4 separate regions of the Homo sapiens genome follow, and all the other regions are linked to region 4. Evidence: chromatin contacts called from ENCODE Hi-C or POLR2A ChIA-PET data. All regions are on one chromosome and are shown on one strand. Each heading gives the region's core, a stretch centred on a gene start or an enhancer-like site at or near the end of the contact. The rest is flanking DNA. Distances are from core to core; before and after follow the strand shown.

What was found. Hi-C counts contacts between places; a loop is a spot of excess contacts on that map. ChIA-PET counts read pairs that join two places held with the same protein, here RNA polymerase II (POLR2A). Pooled maps may share reads with other maps.
Region 1: a map of CD8-positive, alpha-beta T cell shows a loop between it and region 4 (9-fold over the local background). The contact joins the promoter of MTCH2 here to the promoter of DDB2 in region 4. A Hi-C loop is called at or near these places in 2 of 168 maps with a recorded cell type or tissue (CD8-positive, alpha-beta T cell and naive thymus-derived CD4-positive, alpha-beta T cell), 6 of 37 single-sample maps with no recorded cell type and 14 of 50 pooled maps. POLR2A ChIA-PET finds 5 or more read pairs at or near these places in 3 of 52 experiments (RWPE1, WTC11 and activated naive CD8-positive, alpha-beta T cell).
Region 2: a pooled map shows a loop between it and region 4 (5-fold over the local background). The contact joins the enhancer-like site here to the promoter of DDB2 in region 4. A Hi-C loop is called at or near these places in 5 of 37 single-sample maps with no recorded cell type and 7 of 50 pooled maps. POLR2A ChIA-PET finds 5 or more read pairs at or near these places in 6 of 52 experiments (GM12878, OCI-LY7, WTC11 and 3 more).
Region 3: a loop to region 4 is called in a pooled map, with 5 times the contacts of the local background. The contact joins the promoter of AGBL2 here to the promoter of DDB2 in region 4. A Hi-C loop is called at or near these places in 1 of 37 single-sample maps with no recorded cell type and 7 of 50 pooled maps. POLR2A ChIA-PET finds 5 or more read pairs at or near these places in 5 of 52 experiments (AG04450, GM12878, WTC11 and 2 more).

Annotation. Positions count from the first base shown.
Region 1 is chr11:47,641,150-47,643,849 of GRCh38, forward strand. It overlaps MTCH2 (mitochondrial carrier 2), which reads right to left and starts at 1,410. Exons shown (of 13, transcript NM_014342.4): 1 at 1,230-1,410. The coding sequence starts at 1,316. RefSeq lists a silencer at 1,331-1,600.
Region 2 is chr11:47,511,973-47,514,672 of GRCh38, forward strand. All of the region lies in intron 1 of CELF1 (CUGBP Elav-like family member 1), which reads right to left. Among named protein-coding and RNA genes, the nearest start is that of CELF1, 40 kb to the right of the region's middle. RefSeq lists a silencer at 1,588-1,727. Within about 2 kb of position 1,424, at least 12 of the 41 ENCODE cell types and tissues checked have a DNase peak (open chromatin) inside an H3K27ac peak, as active enhancers do; they include GM12878, where a contact is called at or near this core.
Region 3 is chr11:47,713,936-47,716,661 of GRCh38, forward strand. It overlaps AGBL2 (AGBL carboxypeptidase 2), which reads right to left and starts at 1,434. Exons shown (of 19, transcript NM_024783.4): 1 at 1,240-1,434; 2 at 683-815; 3 at 349-412. The coding sequence starts at 715. It overlaps FNBP4 (formin binding protein 4), which reads right to left. Exons shown (of 17, transcript NM_015308.5): 17 at 2,559-2,726. RefSeq lists an enhancer at 1,112-1,171.
Region 4 is chr11:47,213,690-47,216,720 of GRCh38, forward strand. It overlaps DDB2 (damage specific DNA binding protein 2), which reads left to right and starts at 1,285. Exons shown (of 10, transcript NM_000107.3): 1 at 1,285-1,574; 2 at 2,647-2,783. The coding sequence starts at 1,448. RefSeq lists enhancers at 1-725, 726-1,561, 768-1,007, 849-2,048, 1,338-1,617 and a silencer at 1,078-1,287.

The DNA.
Region 1 (2,700 bases), core at 160-2,659, 430 kb after region 4:
TCCCAAAGTGCTGGGAAGGCGTGAGCGAACGCGCCCGGCCCCAAGGGTTCTTACTATATACTGCAACATGCTGTCACCTCCGATGCTATCTAGCCCCAAATGTGCCAATTCTGTTTTGGATGTTACAGTACATTCTAATCAGTCTTTGTTCTAAGTACAAAGAATTTATTTGCAATAGCCTTTAACATATGGAATCTGAATTCACACAGGTCTACTCAGCAAGAAATAATTTGGATTCCCAACAACTCAAGAATAAGAAATGGGGCCCTCTCTAGTGTCTTGCCTATTTTTTACAGAAAAGTAGACGGCGAGACAGGGGTTCTAAAAACTGTTCCATTCCTAGGCACAGTGCATGAGGTAATTATGTCAACTCTCAGTAAAAGCATAAAAAAAAGAATGACCTGCCCATTACAGGGATATAGCAAAGGAACTGGAAACACTAAGTCTATCACTTACTTGGCCTACCTGCATGTGAATATAAAATACCATGTAATAATTATTTGACAGTAGATTAGAAACTAACTCCCATGTTTAAACTCGCTAAAACTCAGCTTCACTAATTTCCAGCTCTGACAAATGTGATTTTCATTGTCAGGAGCCACATGGGCCGCTGCTGGAAAGCGCTCAATGCATCCTTCCGAAATCTGACAGAGCAACCCCTTCATTAACACTTCTGAATGAGCTCCTTGTGTTTCTCTCAGTATCTGGTGCGAAAACCTCGGAACAGAAAAGCAGTAGTAACAGTAGCATAAAAAGAAAAAAAAAAGGAATAAAAAATAAAATGTTGGTTCCCACCTAACTTCACATTTGTCTTCAACTGAGTATTTCGTGTTTTGCGTCTGAGATTTTGGGGGGAGTAGTGGTGAATGTGAATTTCGGAGGGGCGAGAGGGAGGGTTCGGAAGCCTTTGGTGGCGACCGGCCAGGATCCACCTCAGTGACGAAGAACCAAAGTTCAGAGGATCCGCCGGGCAGGGCAGGGCCGGGTGGCGGTTGGCTAAGGGAGGAGAGGGCCTCAACGCTGGGCGGCGAGGCGAGGGCTCGGCGAGGCCCCCAAGCGGGGCCGCGGGACTGAGGAAGCTGTCCCTGCGGGGAGGTAAAGGGCAGCGGAGGAGCAGCAGCATCTCGGGAGAATGAAAGGCCCGCAAGGCTGAGCCGATCCTCAGGCGCCCTGAGCAGCAGCGACCGAACGGGGCGCCGGGCGGGGTAGGGAGCGGCGACGCCTCATACCTGGATGAGCACTTTCACGTACATGAGCGGCTGGGACAGGATGGTGAGACCGGAGCCCAGGAGCACCTGACTGGCCGCGTCCGCCATGATGGCACCCGCGGGCGGACGGACAGACAGACGGAGCCACCAAGCGACCCGGTGAGCCGGTCCTAGGTCACGTGCCAGGGCCGCCGGTTTCACTGGCCCGCCCGCGGCGCGCGCGCACGCACGCAGCAGCACGCGCCTCTCCGCCCAGTCCCCGCCCCCCCGTCCCGCCCCGAGAAACGGCAGGCGCTCGCGAGGGGGCGCTGAGGTCGGGGCGGGGCTTAAGGGACAGAGGCGCATGCGTTCTGCCGGGGGCTCGCCCTTCACCAGGAATGACGGTTTCTCTTGCACATGCGCTTCCAGGCCGCAAGTGTCCGGAAACAGAAGAATGGGAGTGTCAGTGGGGGAGTGTGACCGTGACGGCAGAGGCAAGGTCAGAGGACTGAAAAGAAATTGAAAAGGATTCTTCATTATGCTTCATCTCTGCACTTGCCTTTTGGGCATCATCAACATAGGATTCAAAAGATACTCAGCATCAGAGCCGTAACAGTCTCGTGACTGACAAACTCTAAATAAGTATAGCAAATAATGAATCCGCTAGCGAGTGGCTTTTCATTCATTTATTCGTTTGATTAATGTTATCTTTTCAAAAAAACCTTCTCTGACCATTCTAAAATTACCTCCCCCTTTTCTTTTTCTTTCTTTTTTTTTTTTTTTTTGAGACGGAGTCTCGCTCTGTCACCCAGGCTGGAGTGCAGTGGCCCGATCTCAGCTCACTGCAACCTTCGCCTCCCAGGTTCAAGCAATGCTCCTGCCTCAGCCTCCCTAGTAGCTGGGATTACACGCACACGCCACCACGCCCGGCTAATTTTTGTCTATTTAGTAGAGACGGGGTTTCACGATGTTGGCCGGGCTGGTCTCAAACTCCTGACCTCGTGATTCACCCGCCTTGGCCTCCCAAAGTGCTGGGATTACAGGAGTGAGGAGCCATCGCGCCTGGCCACCTCCCTCTTATTTTCTCCCACATTGTGCCCCGTCGTAGCATTATCACTGAAATTATGTCTCCTCCACTGGAATGAAAGCTCCATGAGTTCAGGAACCGTGACAGCCTCTGTTCACGGTTGTGTTTTCAGTGCCCAGCACATACGAGGTGCTCAATAAATATTTATTGCACAAGTGAACAAATACTTCAGTGCCTACCAGTCTACAGGCTATCAGAGGCAAAAGTGAAAAAGGCATTGTCCCTGCTCCTTCAGCCCCAGCTCACGTGTTCTATCAAACAACATTTGGTGAATCTGAGCTTGGAGCAGAGTGAAGTACTGTAGGGGAAAGACTTGGATTTGGATCCTGGCTTTTCCACTGCATCCATTTGTCATTTTAGCTACTTTAATTTCCAGTTTTTGTATCTAAATCTAACACTACTGTGTATCTCTCAGGGTTATTATGA
Region 2 (2,700 bases), core at 174-2,673, 300 kb after region 4:
CAAGCAGCTAGGACTACAGGCACAAGCCATCATGCCCAGCTAATGTTTTGTATTTTCAGCAGAAACAGGGTTTCCCCATGTTGCCAAAGCTGGTCTTGAACTCCTGAGTTTAGGCAATCCACCCTCCTTGGCCTCCCAGAGTAAGCTAGGATTACAGGAGTGAGCCACTGTGCCCGGTTTTTTGTTTTGTTTTGTTTTGAGATGGAGTCCCGCTCTGTTTCCCAGGCTGGAGTGCGGTGGCATGATCTCTGCTTACTGCAACCTCCGCCTCCCAGGTTCAAACGATTCTCCTGCCTCAACCTCCTGAGTAGCTGGGACTACAGGCACTGGCCACCAAGCCTGGCTAATTTTTTTGTATTTTTAGTAGAGACAGGTTTTCACTGTATTAGCCAGGATAGTCCTGATCTCCTGACCTCATGATCCACCTGCCTTGGCCTCCCAAAGTGCTGGAATTACAGGCATGAGCCACCGTGCCCAGAATTTTTTTTTTTTTTTTTTTTTTAGAGATGAGGGATCACTCTGCCCAGCTAATTTTTTTTGTATTTTTAGTAGAGACAGAGTCTGGCCATGTTAGCCAGGGTGGTCTCGAACTCCTGACCTCAAATGATCTGCCTGCCTCAGCCTCCCGAAATGTTGGGATTACAGATGTGAGCCTCCGCACCCTGCCCAAACTTTTAACTGGAAAAGAGAAAAAAGACAAATAATAGAAATAACTTGGGAAAAGTATATTCTCTTTAAAGTATTACTTTTTGGTCAGCTTGCAATGCCCTTTACTTCTTTCTTCCTGTTACATGCCTAGCTCAATAAGTAAGTTAGGCCCCCTGCTTTGGAAAACTCCATGTTCACCTACTCTCATGCTCCAGAGAGCCAAGTAAACAGATAAAAGGATCAAGCGGGAAGCAGACCTCTCAGGAGCTGGAGGCCTGTAAGCCCAACAATGCTTTAGGCTAAACAGACTAAACTTTATGCTAAACCGTGTGAAAATGGACAAGTGAGATTTCCTGAAAACAAAATCCACAGCTTTCATCAGATTCTATAAGGGGTTCACAACCATTCTTAGAATGGTCCCCTCTTGGACTTCCAATCCCTAGAGGATGGGACTAGATTAATCTAGACTAACACTAGGTCATCTAAAACTATAATTGTATTTTCTCTAAACAAGTTTTTAAACAGCTATCTAGTTTAGTCCACATCACATACAATTCACCTCATTTAAAATGTTGTTAGTGATTTTAATCTCATTTCAAAATGTTGTTAGTGAACTATGTTTCAACTTTCTCATTTATATTCATATCCACAGAACACCTGAATAAAAGTAACACATATCAGACCTTCAATTGTTGAACTTAATTCCCCAGTTTATCTGGTGTAATTTGTAAAGTTTCTATGAACTTTCCTGAATTGAGACATACTTGCACTTCCTAGTTTTTTGGGGGTTTTCCCCCCTGAAATTGCAGGTACTGTAAAAGCAACATGTGGGCAGCACCCCCTCTTTTTTTTTTTTTGAGACAGAGTCTCGCTCTGTCACCCAGGCTGGAGTGCAGTGGCGTGATCTCAGCTCACTGCAAGCTCCGCCTCTCGGGTGCATGCCATTCTCCTGCCTCAGCCTTCCGAGTAGCTGGGACTACAGGCACCCGCCACCACGCCTAATTTTTTGTATTTTTAGTAGAGATGGGGTTTCACCATGTTAGCCAGGATGGTCTCGATCTCCTGACCTCGTGATCCGCCCACCTCGGCCTCCCAAAGTGCTAGGATTACAGGCGTGAGCCACTGCGCCCGGCCACCCTCTTTTTTTTTTTTTAAACAAAATATTTCATAAGTATTCCTTCCTGTTTTAATTTTTCCATTTCCCCAACTTTAATTAATTATACTTACAACCATATTTTGGTTTATCTTCTACCAGGATTTCTTCCATGCATACAATAAAATGTACAAACACTCAAATACACAAAATTTTCCTTTTTTTTTTCCCCCCAGATGGAGTCTTGTTCTGTTGTCCAGGCTGGAGTGCAGTGGCATGATCTCAGCTCACTGCAGCCTCTGCCTCCCGGGTTCAAGCAATTCTCCTGCCTCAGCCTCCCAAGTAGCTGGGACTACAGGCGTGCACCACCACACCCAGCTAATTTTTGTATTTTTTAGTACAGACAGGGTTTCGACATGTTGGCCAGGCTGGAACTCCTGACCTCAAGTGATGGGCTCACCTTGGCCTCCCAAAGTACTGGGATTACAGGCATGAGCCACCATGTCTGGCCTCAAATACACAGAATTTTCAAATTCAATATTATACTAAGTATAATACTGCACAACCTACTTTTTTGCACCTAACAATGATAAACATTTTCTCGTAAGCAGCCATTATTAAAGGATCAGAGCCACAAATGGCCTAAAGCTTGACTCTGCCAATAGCATCCTTGCATATTCACAACCAATAAATAGAACTACCTCCCTAATCTAGCTCACCTCCCATTTAGTTATATGATCTTTCCATGAGTATATAAGCACCTAAACCAGAGGTCGTCTCACCTGAGAGACACCCTATTTTAGAGGCACTCAGATGAGGCAAACAGAGCATGCAAAAAACATTTTTAAAAATCTCTTTTTGGCCAGGCATGATGGCTCATGCCTGTAATCCCAGCACTTTGGGAGGCCAAGGCAGGAACATCTCTAGCACCCAGGAGTTTGAGACCAGCCTCGGCAACA
Region 3 (2,726 bases), core at 184-2,683, 500 kb after region 4:
TGACACTTCTGAAGAACAAGGTGGGAAGACATGTCTTTCCAGATAAAGACTATTTTAATGCCATATAGTAATTAAGAGACAGTGATACTGGTAAAGGATAGCCAAACAGACCAATGGAATAGAGAGCCCAGAAACAGACCTTTGTATTAAGTGATGCTGTCTACTTGACAGAGGTGACCCGCAGATCAATGGGGAAAGGAAGTACTTTTCACTAATGGTAGAGGAAAAAGTATTTATTTGTCAATGCAAATTATTTATTAGTCTACCCAAGTGCAACCCTCCCAGCTAACGAAGCAATTTTCCTCTTGAGTCCAGGAAAGGTGATACTAGATAAGAACATGGTATTACCTTTAAAGTAGCCATAATATTGGAGGTGACGGTACATAAAGTCTTCATAAGGATCAGGAATAGTCTGTGAAAGGAAAGGCCACTTCAATCAAGATAATGTTTTCAAACCATAATAGACTCAACAAAAAGTACATGAGCGTTGTTGCATAGGACTAGACTAAACCAAGCGAGCTGCATTCCATGCGAATTATTCTATCGTGGGGATCAAGATCTCCAGCTGAGAAAAGATGCCACCAGAACATCCCTTCTCATCTAGTAGCAGATTTCTGTGGAGTTCCCGAAGAAATGGAGTTCCCCGAAGAAATTTCTGTGGCTTTCCGTGTTGTGTACCGACCTGCTTTAGGTGCGTTTCCAAAGCTGGGAACATGTTACTTCTGGATGGTAGGCTGAAAACTAGTCAGTGACATTAGCATCCAGTCGCAAACCCTGCCCAATTTCCAAATAGGCAGCTGATTACACAAGAGAAGCTACAAAGCCACAAGAGGACAAGTGAAAAAACTGCCAATACCTCCCCGGGCGCCCCCCAGCTCCCTCTTGACTTCAGAAAACCCTGCCAACCCAGCTTCTCCTCAGCTAAACAAGGTGGTCACGCCGAGGCCAGAGGTGCATCTGAGACAGGGAGGGCAGCGTATCTTCCCGCTTCTTCTTCCCAAGGTGCTGGCCCCATGCTTCCCTTTCCCTGAGAAAGGAGATGCTCGCCACAGGAAAGTGAAAGAAATGGGTATGGGAGCACGCGACGAAGTCGTCTCGGTAGGTGCCGATGGAAAAAGGTCAGGGGGTTGGGAAAGTGGGCCCTAAAGATTGAATTTAGGGTTCAGAGGAACCTGGTCTGGGGCAGGTGGTGAGGGGGTTTCCTAAGGGTAGGAGCGGGGAAGGAGAGCAGAAACTTCCCAGGAGGGCAGAGCGATGGATGCGACCGCCTTCGCGCCCCGGCCCGTCCCAAGCAGCACGGATGGCTGCGGCAGAGAAGCTCCAGCGAGGCAGGCGGCCACCGCACTTAAGTACAGAGGCCAAGCAGTGTGCGGGCAAGGGGACAAACTCGCTGCACCCGCCCGCCACCGCCTTCTGTGAGGGCCCGGGTAGTCTAGCAACCGAAAGCAGGAAGCGGAGAAAGGGCGGGGCGGTCGGGCGCTTCCGGGGAGCTAGGCCTCGCCCCCAAGGAGGGAGCGGGGACCCCGGGAAGGTCTGCAACATGTATGGCGGGCAGCGGCTTTCTTCCCCTCATACATCACAGCCCCAGCCTCGGAATCGAAACCGCATTGATGAGTACGATGCCAGTAGCCTTCAACATACTTCCAAGCTGGTTTGCTGTTGGCTTTAGATAACTGTTATGCATAATTTGCTCTAAGAGAGCTGCTGCTTCTCTCCTTTCACCTTAACATTCTCTCCACTGCACAGCTAGAAAGGAAAAATTACCTTCTACACTGCAAATCTTAAGAAACAGAGCTAACAAATTCAAATCACACATTTTGATTAGGTTTAAAAAAATCAATTATATGCATAGAAATTTACTCCAGGCCAGGCGCGGTGGCTCTCGCCTGTAATCCCAGAACTTTGGGAGGTCGAGAGTTGGAGACTAGCCTGACCAACATGGAAAAACCCCATCTCTACTAAAAATACAAAATTAGCTGGGTGTGGTGGCGCATGCCTGTAATCCCAGCTACTCGGGAGGCTGAGGCAGGAGAATCACTTGAACCTGGGAGGCGGAGGTTGCGGTGAGCCGAGATCGTGCCATTGCACTCCAGCCTGAGCAACAAGAGCGAAATTCTGTCTCCAGAAAAAAAAAAAACAAAAAACCAACAACAAAAAAATAAATATACTACAATAAAATTCAAACACGTGTCTTTGGTTAACTATATATGAATATAACCGTATCTGTTACTTTTATCAGTGGGGGGAAAAAAGCTATAAAGCACCTTTTTTTCTGAAATGTTAACCATATTACATCATTGCCAGGAATTAAGTAGGTAAAATATTATCTAATATGGCTATTAACCAATCTAGATATTATAGATAATATTAGACCCCAAAACTTTGATCACACAGCACCATCTGGGACTAGAAGCCTGTTTGTCTAAACTGGCCCCACCACTCCCCATTAAAGATCTCCTGCTCATTTTCTTGAAAGCTGTTGTTAAATGTTTGCACCTTGCATTGTATATGCTTAGAAAAAAAAACAAGTCCTGGTTACATAATCAGAATAACAGGAGTTGACGAGCAAAAGGATAACCCATCAGGATTATAAAAAAAGCTTTATTAGTGCATATATACAAATTTACAAGGTCAGAAACTGGAGAAATACAAAGAGCTTTAAAACACAATTTGCCGTTTCCTCAGTTTAAAGTGACTTTTACCTGATTGTGATACAACAGAAAGTA
Region 4 (3,031 bases), core at 35-2,534:
CCTGTAGTCCCAGCTACTCGGGAGGCTGAGGTGGGAGGATCGATGTCCAGGAAGTCCAGCCTGCATTGAGCCCACATCCTGCCACTGCACTCCAGCCTGGGTGACAGAGAGAGGCCCTGTCTCAAAAAAAAAAAAAAAAAAAAGAAAGAGAGAAAGAAAGAAAGAAAAAATAAAAACAGCCAACGACCAAACAAATAAAAGAGCAGTGAGAACCAGACACGGTGGCTCATGCCTGTAATCCCAGCACTTTGGGAGGCAGAGGCAGGAGGATCACTTGAGCCCAGGAGGTCCAGACCAACGTGGGAAACATAGCAAGACCTTGTCTCTACAAAAATAAAAATAAAAAAATTAGGCTTGGGGATACAGGTCTGCAAGCCTACTTGGGAGGCTGAGGTGGGAGGATCAGTGAAACTTGAGGTCAAGGCTGCAGTGAGCTGTGATTACATCACTGCACTCCAGCCTGGGTAACGGAAGAGAGACACTGCCTCTAGGAAAAAAAAAAAAAAAAAAAAAAAAAGGCAAGGAGTTCCAATCATTCTCCCTTCACAGAGAAGCAGCTTGGATTCGATGGGACTGTAGTTTCTGGAATCCGACTGCAAAGCTGACCGCTGGTAGAGCCCAGCTTCTAACTTAGGAAAGGCACTAGCTCTCTACAAAGCCGCCACTCCCCAACTACACCCTGTAGGGACCAGCCAATCCCAAAGCCCGAGCGGGCGTCATCACCAATTGCAAGGCGGGAGACAGAGCCTTGGCTGGCACCGGGCCTCCTCCCCGGACCCGCAGAGGCCTGGCAGCGCCGCGTTTGAGGAGGGTTCGTGTCAGGAAGTCAAGGCTGGATGATCGCTTAAGCCCAGGAGTTAAAGACCGGCCCGGACAACAAAGCGAGACCCCGTCTCTCCAGAAAAAGAAAAAAAGAGAGAGAGAGAGAGAAATTAGCCGGGCGTGGTGGCGTACGCTTGTAGTCCCATCTACTTAGGAGGCTGAGGTGGGAGGATCGCTTGAGCCCAGGAGGTGGAGGCTGCACTGAGCTATGATCGCCCCACTGCCCTCCAGAGTGAGCGACAGAGCCAGACCCTGTTGCTAAAAAAAAAAAAAAAATCCATAAAGCCGGGGACCATCTTTGCTCCAGGGAGGTCAGCTGACCCGGGCTGGCACTGGCCCTGGCGCAGTTCCCGCCCCTCCCGGGAGCGCTGGCACCGCCCCTTGGCACCACCCCCTCCCCGCGCCCCCGCCTTCCAGGAAGGGGCGGGGTCTCCGAGACGGGTGGGGCCGGAGCTCCAAGCTGGTTTGAACAAGCCCTGGGCATGTTTGGCGGGAAGTTGGCTTAGCTCGGCTACCTGTGGCCCCGCAGTTTTGTAGTCCCCGCCTTGTTTCTCCCCAGAGGCCTCTCAATCCTCCCTCCATGATCTTCGCATAGAGCACAGTACCCCTTCACACGGAGGACGCGATGGCTCCCAAGAAACGCCCAGAAACCCAGAAGACCTCCGAGATTGTATTACGCCCCAGGAACAAGAGGAGCAGGAGTCCCCTGGAGCTGGAGCCCGAGGCCAAGAAGCTCTGTGCGAAGGGCTCCGGTACTGCCTGTGCCTGCTGCTTGAATATTTCCGCCTTTTAGGGTGCTCGCGCAGGAGGCTGCAGCGGGGGATGGGTGCTCCGAGGCTCCCGAGGCCCGCGCAGGTCACGGGTGCCTCCGGCTGTGCATTCTACCTGCAGGTCCTTTGACACCAGAGTGTTTAGGTTTCAACACCTCTCCCGCTAGGTAACAGGAAGCAGATGAGCTCCGTAACAACAGACACACGGACTTGTCAGATTCCTTGTTCGTATCAGGGTTCTTGCACAGTTAGGACGGCTTCAGAGAATCCTACCTTTCCTGGCGCTGTGTGTGCTGGATTTCATAGTCACGCTTGTTAGCTGCACGTCCTCGGTGGTCAGTTGTGAGAGCCCCCAATTCCTTCCTCCTTAGAAAGCTCATTCTCTGAGGTTTACTGGGGCTTGAACCTGGGGCTATAAGGAGTTTCGAGACACTCAAAAACGAGCTGGGGCTTGTTAATCAAGTGGTTTTTGTCCATGAGAAGAAAGAATTGGTTGTCAAGACGTCGGACCTATAGTGATTGGGTCCTCAAATACAGTTTGGTGATCAGGAGTTGTTGCTTTATTGCTATTCTAATTTCACTTACCTCCCCAGAAGTAACCTAGTTAAGAGCATTTCCAGGCCTTCCTATTCCTTCTTTTCCTAAACGGTGACTTCTGCCATGCTGCCCTAAAATCTTTTTATTGTGCATTATATGTGATTTATAAAATTGTGACCCAGTCCCATCTCGAGTTTTGCAGCCCAAACTGGGAAGAGTTCTGCATTGTACTTTATCCTTGTGTGTTTCTTTGGCTGGGGTCTCAGGAACCCTGCACGACTGTATTTACTTTCACTTCAGACTTACTGTTTGTGGGAGTGTTTTGGGGAAGGGGCCAAATCCTCACTCATTTTTTTATTTCTGGTGCTCGTTGAGACCACACAGACATGGAAAGGCCGCAGGAGGTGATGAGACAGAGATTAACCGTGCCGAATGAAACAAGGCTTCCTTTCGGGGAATTCAGCAGAAAAACCTTTCGTGAGATTGGAGAGGAAAATATGTCTGTTCTGCTTGGCAGGTCCTAGCAGAAGATGTGACTCAGACTGCCTCTGGGTGGGGCTGGCTGGCCCACAGATCCTGCCACCATGCCGCAGCATCGTCAGGACCCTCCACCAGCATAAGCTGGGCAGAGCTTCCTGGCCATCTGTCCAGCAGGTAAGGCATTTTTTGCCTCAAGTCCTCAAGGGTTTACACGTGCATTTTTACTATTGCATGCTCCCAAATTAGATGATGGCTTGGTTCACCAGCTTGTCAGAGTGGTCCGATCACCCAGACTGTGGTGACTGGCCTACTGGGCACTCAGCCAGGTAAAAAATGTCTTATGTTGTAAAGGTCCCAGCTGGAATGCACTCTGCCCCTTTTGCTTTCCAAGATTATTCGTTCGTGTACATTGCAAATATTTT